Linked DNA regions of Homo sapiens: region 1 is linked to region 2. Evidence: read pairs that join two places in POLR2A ChIA-PET (ENCODE). Cell type or tissue: A673. All regions are shown on one strand. Each heading gives the region's core, and the rest is flanking DNA. Links, peaks and the distances in the headings are about the cores only.

Region 1 (5,681 bases), core at 393-5,392, 56 kb before region 2:
GCTGGGCACTGTGGCTCCCACCTGTAATCCCAGCACTTTGAGAGGCCAGGGCGGGCAGATCACCTGAGATTGGGACTTGAGAGACCAGCCTGAGAAACATGGAGAAACCCCGTCTCTACTAAAAATACAAAATTAGCTGGGCATGGTGGCGCACGCCTGTAATCCCAGCTACTCAGGAGGCTGAGGCAGGAGAATCACTTGAACCTGGGAGGCAGAGGTTGCAGTGAGCCAAAATCGTGCCATTGCACTCTAGCCAGGGCAACAAGAGCGAAACTCCGTCTCAAAAAAAAAAAAAAAAAAGAAAAGAAAAAGAAAAAAGAAAGGAAACTGGCCAGGCATGGTCACCCATGTCTATAATCCCAGCACTGTGGGAGGCCAAGGTGGGAGGATTGCTTGAGCCCAGGAGTTCGAGGCTGCAGAGAACTATTATTATTACTATTATTATTTTGAGACAGAGTCTCGCTCTGTCGCCCAGACTGCAGTGCAGTGGCACGATCTCAACTCACTGCAACCTCCACCTCCTGGGTTCAAGCAATTCCTCGTGCCTCGGCAGCCCAAGTAGCTGGGATTACAGGCGCACACCACTACACCTGGCTTATTTTTGCATTTTCAGCAGAGATGGGGTTTCACTCTGTTGGCCAGGCTGGTCTCCAACTCCTGACCTCAAGTGATCCACCCACCTCAGCCTCCCAAAGTGTTGGAATTACAGGCATGAGCCACCCTGTCAGCTTGTAATGAGCTATGATCTCACCACTGCACTCCAGCCTGGGCAACAGTGAAACCCTGTGTCAAAGTAAAAAAAAAAATAATAATAACGGGAAACCATAAAAGTACCAGAAGAATTCCTGCAAGAATGTTTGTATCACTCTGAAGTGGAGAAGACTCTTTTAACTATAACACAAAATTCGGAATCCTTAAAGGAAAAGATCAATTCATTGACTCAGGAAAATAAAAAATGTGATAAGAGGAAATACAAAGACAAATGATAAACTGGAAAAAATTTGCATCTCAGAGAGGATGATTTCACAAATTTCATGACATGTAAGGAATTACTTTGAATAGCAGAATGATTAACAACCCAATGAAAAATGATTAAAAGATAGCAACAGGCTGGGCGCTGTGGCTCACGCCTGTAATCCCAGCACTTTGGGAGGCCGAGGCAGGCGGATCACGAAGTCAAGACATGAAGACCATCCTGGCTAACACGGTGAAACCCCGTCTCCACTAAAAATACAAAAAAATTAGCCAGGTGTGGTGGCAGGTGCCTGTAGTCCCAGCTACTCGGGAGGCTGAGGCAAGAGAATGGCGTGAACCCGGGAGGCGGAGCTTTGTGAGCCGAGATCGTGCCACTGCACTCCAGCCTGGGCGACAGAGCAAGACTCCGTCTCAAAAAAAAAAAAAAAAAAAAAAAAAAGATAGCAACAGACAGTTCATGGGAAAGGAAAAACAAATGGTTCTTAGAAATAACAATGTAGGCTGGGCGCCGTGGCTCACGCCTGTAATCCCAACACTTTGGGAGCCCAAGGTGGGCAGATCACCTGAGGCTGGGAATTTGATACCAGCCTGACCAACATGGAAAAACCCCGTCTCTACTAAAAATACAAAATTAGCCAGGCATGGTGGCACATGCCTGTAATTCCAGCTACTTGGGAGGCTGAGGCAGGAGAATTGCTTGCACCCAGGAGGCGGAGGTTGCAGTGAGATAGCGCCATTGCACTCCAGCCTGGGCAACAAGAGTGAAACTTCCTCTCAAAAAAAAAAAAAAAAAAAGAAAAAAGAAAAAAAAAAAACAAAGAAACAACAACGTAATGGCTGGGCCGCTGGCTCATGCCTGTAATCCTGGCACTTTGGGAGGCCGAGGCGGGTGGATCACTTGAGGTCAGGAGAATAGCCTGAACCCAAGGAGGCGGAGGTTGCAGTGAGCCGAGATCACACCACTGCACTCCAGCCTGGGCGACAAAGCAAGACTCCATCTAAAAAAAAAAAAGAAAGAAAGAGAAAAAAAGAGGCCGGGCGCGGTGGCTCACGCCTGTAATCCCAGCACATTGGGAGGCCGAGGCGGGCGGATCACGAGGTCAGGAGATCAAGACCATCCTGGCTAACACAGTGAAACCCCGTCTCTACTAAAAATACAAAAAATTAGCCGGGCAAGGTGGCGGGCGCCTGTAGTCCCAGCTACTCGGGAGGCTGAGGCCGGAGAATGGCGTGAACCCCGGGGGGCGGAGCCTGCAGTGAACTGAGATCGCGCCACTGCACTCCAGCCTGGGCGACAGCGAGACTCCGTCTCAAAACAAAACAAAAAAAAAAAAAAAAGAAGAAGAAGAAGAAGAAAAGAAAGAAAAGAAATAGCAACATGAGGCCAGGTGTGGCAGCTCACGCCTGTAATCCCAGCACTTTGGGAGGCCGAGGCCGGCAGATCTCCTGAGCTCAGGAGTTTGAGACCAGCGTGGCCAACATGACGAAATAAAAATAGCCCGGCGTGGTGGCGCATGCCTGTAATCCCAGCTCCTCTCGAGGGGAGAATCATGAATCGTTGAAACCCAGGAGCCGGAGGCTGCAGGCTGCAGTGAACAGACATGGCACCACAGTACCCCAGCCTGGGTGACAGCGAGACTCTGTCTCAAAAAGGAAAAAAAGAAAAAAAAAAAAAAGAAACAGCAACGTGAATTCAAGGATATTAACAGAAGCACAGTTTGTAATAACAAAAGTTTAGAAATAACATCAATGGTTCGGACGTGGTGGCTCACGCCTGTAATCCTAGCACTTTGGGAGGCCGAGGCAGGCGGATTGCCTGAGCTCGGGAGTTCAAAACCAGCCTGGGCAACATGGTGAAACGTCTCTACTAAAATACAAAAAAATTAGCCAGGCGTGGCGGCATGCACCTGTAGTCCCAGCTACTCGGGAGGCTGAGGCAGGAGAATAGCTTGAACGCGGGAGGTGGAGGTTGCAGTGAGCCGAGATCGCACCACTGCACTCCAGCCTGGGTGACAGAGTGAGACTCTGTCTCCAAAAAATAAAATAAAATAAAACAAAATAACATCAATGTCCATCAACCTAAGCTTGGCTAAATAAGTCATGACATATTCATACAATAGAATAATGATCAGTAGTTAAGAAAAAAAAAAAAAACGAGGAAGGACCCCATAAAGAGAATGAAAAAGCAAGTCGCAGATTTGGAGAAAACATTTGTAAAATAAAAAGTTGTATTTGGAATACATACATATATACATATACATAATTTTCTTTTCTTTTTCTTTTCTTTTTTTTTTTTTGCGATGGAGTCTTGCTCTGTTGCCCAGACTGGAGTGCAGTGGCGCGATCTCAGCTCACTCCACCTCTGCCTGCCGGGTTCCACTGCTTCTCCTGCCTCAGCCTCCCGGGTAGCTGGGATTACAGGCATGTGCCACCAGGCCCAGCTAATTTTTGTATTTTTAGTAGAGACGGGGGTTTTGCCATGTTGCCCAGGCTGGTCTCGAACTCCCGACCTCACGTGATCCAACCTCCTCGGCCTCCCAAAGTGCTAGAATTACAGTCATGAGCCACGGTGCTGGGCCTACGATTTTCATTTTTATTTTTTTCTTCCAGTCAGAATCTTGTTCTGTTGCCCAGTCTGGATAGCTTGATCTTGGATCACTGCAGCCTCAAACACCTAGGTTGAAGCAAACTTCCTGCCTCAGCCTCCCAAGTAGCTGGGAATACAGGTGCACACCACCACCGCCAACTCATTTTTTTTAATTCTTATTAGAGACAAGGGGCTCACTATGTTGCTCAGGCTGGTCTCTAACTCCTGGCCTCAAGAAATCCTCTGGCCTCAGCCTACCAAAAGTGCTGGGATTATAGGCGTGAGCCACACTGCCCAGCCATATCTGGAATATATTAAGAACTCTTACAGCTTAGCAATAAGAAAAACAAATGGGCAAAAGATCTGTACAGACATTTTGCCACAGAAGTTTATAAAAGTATATGAGTGGCAAATGAGCATATAAAAAGATGTCATTAGGAAATGCAAATAAAACACACATATACATACACATGGGATATACCATTACACATTTATTAGAATGTCTAAAATTAAAAATAAAAATAGGCCGGGCGCGGTGGCTCACGACTGTAATGCCAGCACTTTGGGAGGCCGAGGTGGGCAGATTATGAGGTCAGGAGTTCAAAACCAGCCTGATCAACCTGGTGAAACCCTGTCTCTACTAAAAATAGAAAAATTAGCTGGGTGTGTGCCTGTTATCCCAGTTTACTCAGGAGCCTGAGTCAGGAGAATGACTTGAACCCAGCAGGTGGAGGTTGTAGTAAGCTGAGATCATGCAACTGCACTCCAGCCTGGGCAACACAGCAAGACTCCATCTTACAAATAAAAAATAAAGAAATAATATATAAAAATAAGAATGGGATGGGCATGGTGGCTTATGCCTGGAATCCCAGCACTTTGGAAGCCCAAGACAGACAGATCACTTGAGGTCACTAATTCAAGACTAGCCTGGCCCACATGATAAAACTCCATCTCTACTAAAAATACAAAAATGGCCAGGCACTGTGGCTCCCGCCTGTAATTTCAGCACTTTGGGAGGCCGAGGCGGGCAGATCACGAGGTCAGGAGATCAAGACCATCCTGACTAACACTGTGAAACCTTGTCTCTACTAGAAATACAAAAAATTAGCTGGGCATGGTGGCATGTGCCTATAGTCCCAGCTACTTTTGAGGCTGAGGCAGGAAAATCGCTTGAACCCAGGAGGCAGAGGTTGCAGTGAGCCAAGATCGTGCCACTACACTCCAGCCTGGGTGACAGAACAAGATGAGACCCCGTCCCCCTGCCCCCCCGCCAAAAAAATACAAAAATTAGCTGGGCGTGGTGGTGGGCACCTGTAATCCCAGCCACTCGGGAGGCTGAGGCAGGAGAATCACTTGAACCCGGGAGGCAGAGGTTGCAGTAAGCCGAGATCGTGCCACTGCACTCCAGCCTGGGCAACAGAGAGAGACTCCATCTCGAAACAAAACAAAACGGACAACACCAAATAGGAGAATGTAGAGCAACTGGAACTTTTTGGACTACAGGTGCATACCATCACGCCTGGCTGATTTTTTTTATTTTGAGATGGAGTCTCGCTCTGTTGCCAGGCTGGATTGCAGTGGCGCGATCTCGGCTCACTGCAACCTCCACCTCCTGGGTTGAAGTGCTTCTCCTGCCTCAGCCTCCCGAGTAGCTGGGACTACAGGCATGCGCCACCACGCCCAGCTAAGTTTTGTATTTTTAGTAGAGATGGGGTTTCACCATGTTGGCCAGGATGGTCTCAATCTCTTGACCTTGTGATCCGCCCACCTCGGCCTCCCAAAGTGCTGGGATTACAGGCCTGAGCCACCGCGCCCGGCCATGTTTATTTTATTCTTTATTTTTATTTTTATTTTATTTTTCTTTTATTTACTTATTTTTTTGAGACAGAGTCTTGCTCTGTTGCCCAGGCTGGAGTGCAGTGGTGCGATCTTGGCTCACTGCAACCTCTGCCTCCCAGGTTCAAGTGATTCTCCTGCCTCAGCCTCCCGAGTAGCTGGGATTACAGGCGCCTGCCACCACGCCCAGCTAAGTTTTGTATTTTTTAGTAGAGACGGGGTTTCACCACATTGGCCAGGCTGGTCTTGAACTCCAGACCTCAGGTGATCCAACTGCCTCAGC
Region 2 (5,681 bases), core at 519-5,518:
AGAGAGACCTTGGAAAGCTTTTTGTCCACTCAACATCACTATCTTTAGTTCTTTAGTTAGTCATTGTGTGCTTCATTTTGGGGCCACAGCAAGTTATGAAAATAAAAGATTATGTCTCTTTCAGTTTTCAAGATACTTGTTTGATGTTAATATTTAAAAAAGCTGGCTGGGTACAGTGGCTCACGTCTGTAATCCCAGCACTTTGAGAGGCCGAGGTGGGTGGATCACCTGAGGTCAGGAGTTTGAGACCAGCCTGGCCCACATGGTGAAACCCCGTCTCTACTAAAAATACAAAAATTAGCTGGGCGTGGTAGTGGGCGCCTATAATCCCAGCTATTCAGGAGGCTGAGATGGGAGAATAGTTTGAACCCAGGATGCAGAGATTGCAGTGAGCCGAGATCATGCCACTGCACTCCAGCCTGGGTGACAGACAGAGTGAGACTCCATCTCAAAAAAAATAGAAAATAAAACAGCCATCCACAATCCAACCATTATAGCTGAAAGAACAAGCAGTGCTGTGAGGAGGATGATGATAATGACAGAGCAGCTAACTTACTGAGCACTCCACTGTGCTGACTGCTTTATATACATTACCTCCTTCCATACAGTAATGGGATATGGCAGGAGCCATTATTCTTATTGTCCAGAAGAACCTGATACTCAGAATTTATTTATTTATTTTAAAAAAAGAGACAGTCTTGCTATGTGCCCCAGCCTGGTTTTGAACTCTTGGCCTCAGCTGACAATTTTTTTTTTTTGAGACAGAGTTCACTCTTGTTGCGTAGGCTGAAGTACAGTGGCACGGTCTTGTTGGCTCACCACAACCTCCACTTCCCAGGTTCAAGCGATCCTCTCGCCTCAGCCTCCCAAGTAGCTGGGATTACAGGCGCCCACCACCATGCCCAGTTAATTTTTGTATTTTTAGTAGAGACGGGGTTTCACCATGTTGGCCAGGCTAGTCTCCAACTCCTGACCTCAGGTGATCCACCCATCTTGGCCTCCGAAAGTGCTGAGATTATAGGCATGAGCCACCACACCCAGCCAGGCACATGCCACCGCACCCAGCTAATTTTTGTATTTTTAGTAGAGATGGGATTTCACCATGTTGGCCAGGATGGTCTTGATCCCTTGACCTTGTGATTCGCCCGCCTCGGCCTCACAAAGCTCTGGGATTACAGGCGTAAGCCACCGCGCCTGGCCAGAATTCTTATATAACTTGCTTAAGGTTACATGGCTAACAGGCAGAATTGGGATTAAAAAACCCTGGTCTGTATTTCAATTTTCTCCCAGTAACCAGCTTTTAAAAAGCTGGCTCTACTCCCTTCTGAAGGCTTTCTTTTTTTTTTTGACAGGGAGTCTCTCTCCGCTGCCCAGCCTGGAGTGCAGTAGCATGGCACGATCTCAGCTCACTGCAACCTCCACCTCCTGGGTTCAAGCAATTCTCCCACCTCAGCCTTCTGAGTAGCTGGGATTACAGGTGCTTGCCACCATGCTCAGCTAGTTTTTGTATTTTAGTAGAGACAGGGTTTCACCATGTTAGTTAGGCTGGTCTCGAACTCTGACCTCAAGTGATCTGCCCACCTCAGCTTCCCAAAGTGCTGGGATTACAGGTGTGAGCCACCGCGCCTGGCCGCTGAAAAGCTTTTTTATCTTGAGGAAATTATAGCCTTTTTAGGTTGCTGACACCATCCAAGAAAGATCGGGTAAGACAGACTCACCTTAATCTTCTCATACTTAAGAACAGATGGATGATTCTCCAGATCCTGGTAAATGTGGGGGGTCAAAAGGCGGGCAATTTCAGGGCACATACGGTGCTGAAAAAACACATGCATGTCATTAGAAACATGGGCAGAGCACACACGGACAATTTCTTTAAAGATAAGGTTGCTGTTAGAAAATTTAGGGAGGGCCAGTTGTGATGGCTTGTATCTGTAATCCCATCACTTTGGGAAGCCAAGGCAGGAGGATCACTTCAGGTCAGGATTTCAAGACCAGCCTGGCAACATAGTGAGCCCTCATCTCTATTTTTCTTTCTTTTTTTTTTTTTTTTGAGACGTGTCACCAAGGCTGGGGTGCAGTGGCGCAATCTCAGCTCATTGCAACCTCTGCCTCCCAGGTTCTAGTGATTCTCCTGCCTCAGCCTTCCAAAAGTAGCTGGGACTACAGGCATGAGGCACCACGCCTGGCTAATTTTTTGTATTTTTAGCAGAGACAGTGTTTCGCCATGTTGGCGAGGCTGGTCACGAGCTCCTGAACTCAAGGGATCCGCCCGCCTTGGCCTCCCAAAGTGCTAGGATTAAGGTGTGAGCCACCACACCTGGCCTCTATTTTTCTTTTCTTTTTTTTTTTTCTGAGACAGAATCTAGCTCTATTGCCAGGCTGGAGTACAGTGGCATGATCTCGGCTCACTGCAACCACCGCCTCCCAGGTTCAAGCAATTCTCCTGCCTCAGCCTCCTGAGTAGCTGGGATTACAGGTGCCCACCACCATGCCCGGCTAATTTTTGCATTTTTAGTAGAGACAGGCTTTCACCATGTTGGCCAGGCTGGTCTCGAACTCCTGACCTCAGGTGATCTGCCCACCTTGGCCTCCCAAAGTGCTGGGATTGCAGGTGTGAGCCACCGCACCTGGCCTCTATTTTTCTTAAAAAAAAAAAGGAAAGAAAATCTAGAGAGATAGAGATTATCATTTGAAAAAAATAAGGAGAAAGCATAACATAAACAGCTCCTTTGTCCAACAAAAACTCAACACGGTGATCTTGTGGTGTTTTAAAACAGAAAATGTAAGGTTGACAGAGTCATTTCAGTATTAAATTATTTTTATTTATATGAGACCTCTTTTGCTGGCAACTGGCAGCTTCCCAGGAGCTTTCTCCTGGGCATTTGGTAACAACAGAGGCCCAGCTTCTCACCTGGTAATTCAGACGGACAAAGGGAATGTTTACTTTCACTAGCCGTTCAAAAAGGGACACCTCAAGGTTGAAGTTCTTGGCCAGATCATACACGTTGGCACTGGGGCGCAGCTGAGAAGAGAAACATGGCTGAGGATTCTCTACTGATAAAGTCATTTAACCATCCATACTTCCATCCATCCAACCAACCATCAAATGTTTTTCAAGTGTTGACTATGTGCCAGGCACTATTCTACATACTCACAGTTTAAGGATTAATAATGACAAGGGTTAAGGATTAGTAGAACTAAAGGTGATATGACAGAGTGCCCCATGGTGGGTTTTTTCTAGCTAGGCCTCTGAACAGTGACATCTGAGTAGACACTAGCATGGCAGAAGTTGCCAGTTCTTCAGTCATTTGAAAAGCAAGATCCATAATGGGGAGCGGAAAGGACACAGTGGGACACCAAGAGCAAATGGGATGAAGTCAGAGAAATAAGCTGAAACCTGATCACATAAGCCTTTGTGGGCCACTTTAAGAAGCTTGATTTTTATGCAAGTGCAATGGGACACCACTGGAGGGTTTTCAGCTGGAAAGTGATATTATCTATCTACCTTTTTTTTAAAAAAATTCACTTTGGCTCCTTTATGTAGAGTGCATTAAAAGGTAGCAAAAATGGAAGCAGAGAGACTGAGGAGCATGCTATTACAATACAGTCCACTCAAGAGGCCATGGTGGACTAGGTAAATAGCAGAGGGAATGGATGAAATAAATGACGTTGCCACTAAAATATACCCCAAATCTAATAGCATCTGCTCTTAGACTGAACGTGGGAGGTGAAGACAAGAGGAATCACAAGAAGCTACTAATAAGCTTGAGGACTGTTGAAGCAGAGGCCAGGGTCTTCCTTTATGATCTCACCCCCACGGAGAGCCAGCCCATCTTCTAGGGGGACTCTCGTTTTACCTGCTGGTGGTCCCCAATCAAAATGAGGTGCTGGCAAGCTTTGCTCAATGTGGCAATGGTATGGGCCTCAAGGACTTCCGCAGCTTCTTCCACTATGACAATCCTCGGCTCCACCTTCTGTAGGATCTGGCGGTATTTGGCAGCACCTCAAGTGAGGAAAGAAGAGAAAGGCTCCTCTGAGCTGAGGCACAGGACCCACAGGGCCACTGGGCCTCTGGGAATCCACTTCTGTATCTTCCCTGAACCTGCATCAGCGACAGCTGGTCCTTATAGTGTTCTGGGTGGTCTCCAGAACATTAAAACTGTGTTGGTCACTGTTGGAGTTTCAAACCCAGCAGGAGAAAGTGAGTGAATTTCTTTTTTCTTTTTTTTTTTTTCTTTGAGACAGTCTCACTCTGTCACCCAGGCTGGAGTGCAGTGGTGCGATCTCAGCTGACTGCAACCTCCACCTCCCAGGTTCAAGTGATTCTTGTGCCCCAGCCTCCCGAGTAGCCAGGATTACAGGCACCCACCACTACACCCAGCTAATTTTTGTATTTTTAGTAGAGATGAGATTTCACCATGTTGGCCAGGCTGATTGCAAACTTATGACCTCAGGTGATCCACCTGCCTTGGCCTCCCAAAGTGTTGGGATTATAGGCGTGAGCCACTGCGCCTGGCGAAAGTGAGTGAATTTCACCAAGAGTTCTCAAAATATGGGTGCTTTCAGTAGCTTTTCATGGTATTTTCCTCTAACCTACCAAAGAAGCTCCTCTTTACCTGTCCTTAGATAATCTGGCACCAGAAGTGAACTTAGATGCAACAGGCAAATTTCTCCACAGTTTCTTACCTGTGGTTGTCATTCCTACAACCTGGGCATCTTTAAGAATGTGCAGGTCTTCCTGGAGTCTCAGCTCGGCCATTCTTTCTGCTGATGTGCGGTACTGGCGTTCATAGCTGAGGATCTTCCGGCGGGTGTCAGCCTGGTACAACTGTAGCCAGAGCCTGGAGAATGGGAAGAACCAAGGAAAGAAAGCCACATGCTCTTTGAGAAGGTGGAAGAACGCCCTTCAGTGTGCCCAGTGTATGAAGTGAACCTTGGACCCTTGGAGCATAGTGACAAACAGAGAGATACATTCAGGGACCTAAGAATCCAAAATGCCCAACAAAAAGATGTGCAGAGTAGTCAGGAGCTAAGGAAAGGGGTGAGATAAAGAACAAAGGTTAACTATGGGAAGAAAATAAGAGACTTTAAAAACTTTGGGAAGAATTCTCCCAGCTGCAGCATCCCTGCCTAATTTCCCTCCCCTCCTCTAATTCTCCATAGAGTATTTATTTTATTAGTAAAACTGATGATGTCACTAATCGCTGTAAAACTTTCCAACGGCTTTCTACTACTTTTTTTTTTTTTTTTTTAAAAGACGGAGTCTTGCTCTGTCACCCAGGCTGGAGTGCAATGGCGTGATCTTGGCTCACTACAACCTCCACCTCCGGGTTCAAGCGATTCTCCTGCCTCAGCCTCCCGAGTAGCTGGGATTATAGGCACCGGCCACCACGCCCAGCTAATTTTTTGTGTTTTTAGTAGAGACGGGGTTTCACTGTGTTAGCCAGGATGGTCTCAATCTCCTGACCTTGTGATCCGCCTGTCTCGGCCTCCCGAAGTGCTAGCATTAAAGGCGTGAGCTACTGCGCCCGGCCTCTCCTACTCTTTTTTTTTTTTCCTGTAGAGATGAGGTCTCACTATGTTGCCCAGGCTGGTCTTGAACCCTGGGCCTCAAGAGATCCTCTAGCCTCAGCCTCCCAAAGTGGTGAGATTACAGGTGTGAGTCATTGTGCCTGTTACCT

The links. ChIA-PET counts read pairs that join two places held together with the same protein. Peaks named below come from ENCODE experiments on the same cell type or tissue, not always from the same donor. Only the 100,000 strongest peaks of a DNase experiment are listed, where the experiment ranks them.
Region 1: POLR2A ChIA-PET joins it to region 2 with 5 read pairs; 11 of 35 experiments call an interaction of 5 or more read pairs at or near these places.

What each region holds. Positions count from the first base shown.
Region 1 is chr20:49,194,148-49,199,828 of GRCh38, forward strand. It overlaps a transcript of STAU1 not described here. Among named protein-coding and RNA genes, the nearest start is that of STAU1, 8.7 kb to the left of the region's middle. In A673, for the core only: no CTCF peak of the experiment used is centred there; no DNase peak of the experiment used is centred there.
Region 2 is chr20:49,249,809-49,255,489 of GRCh38, forward strand. ZNFX1 (zinc finger NFX1-type containing 1) reads right to left here. Exons shown (of 14, transcript NM_021035.3): 10 at 4,687-4,841; 11 at 3,858-4,003; 12 at 2,912-3,022; 13 at 1,719-1,814. Among named protein-coding and RNA genes, the nearest start is that of ZNFX1, 25 kb to the right of the region's middle. In A673, for the core only: no CTCF peak of the experiment used is centred there; a DNase peak (open chromatin) is centred at 3,343; H3K27ac peaks cover 1,443 bases.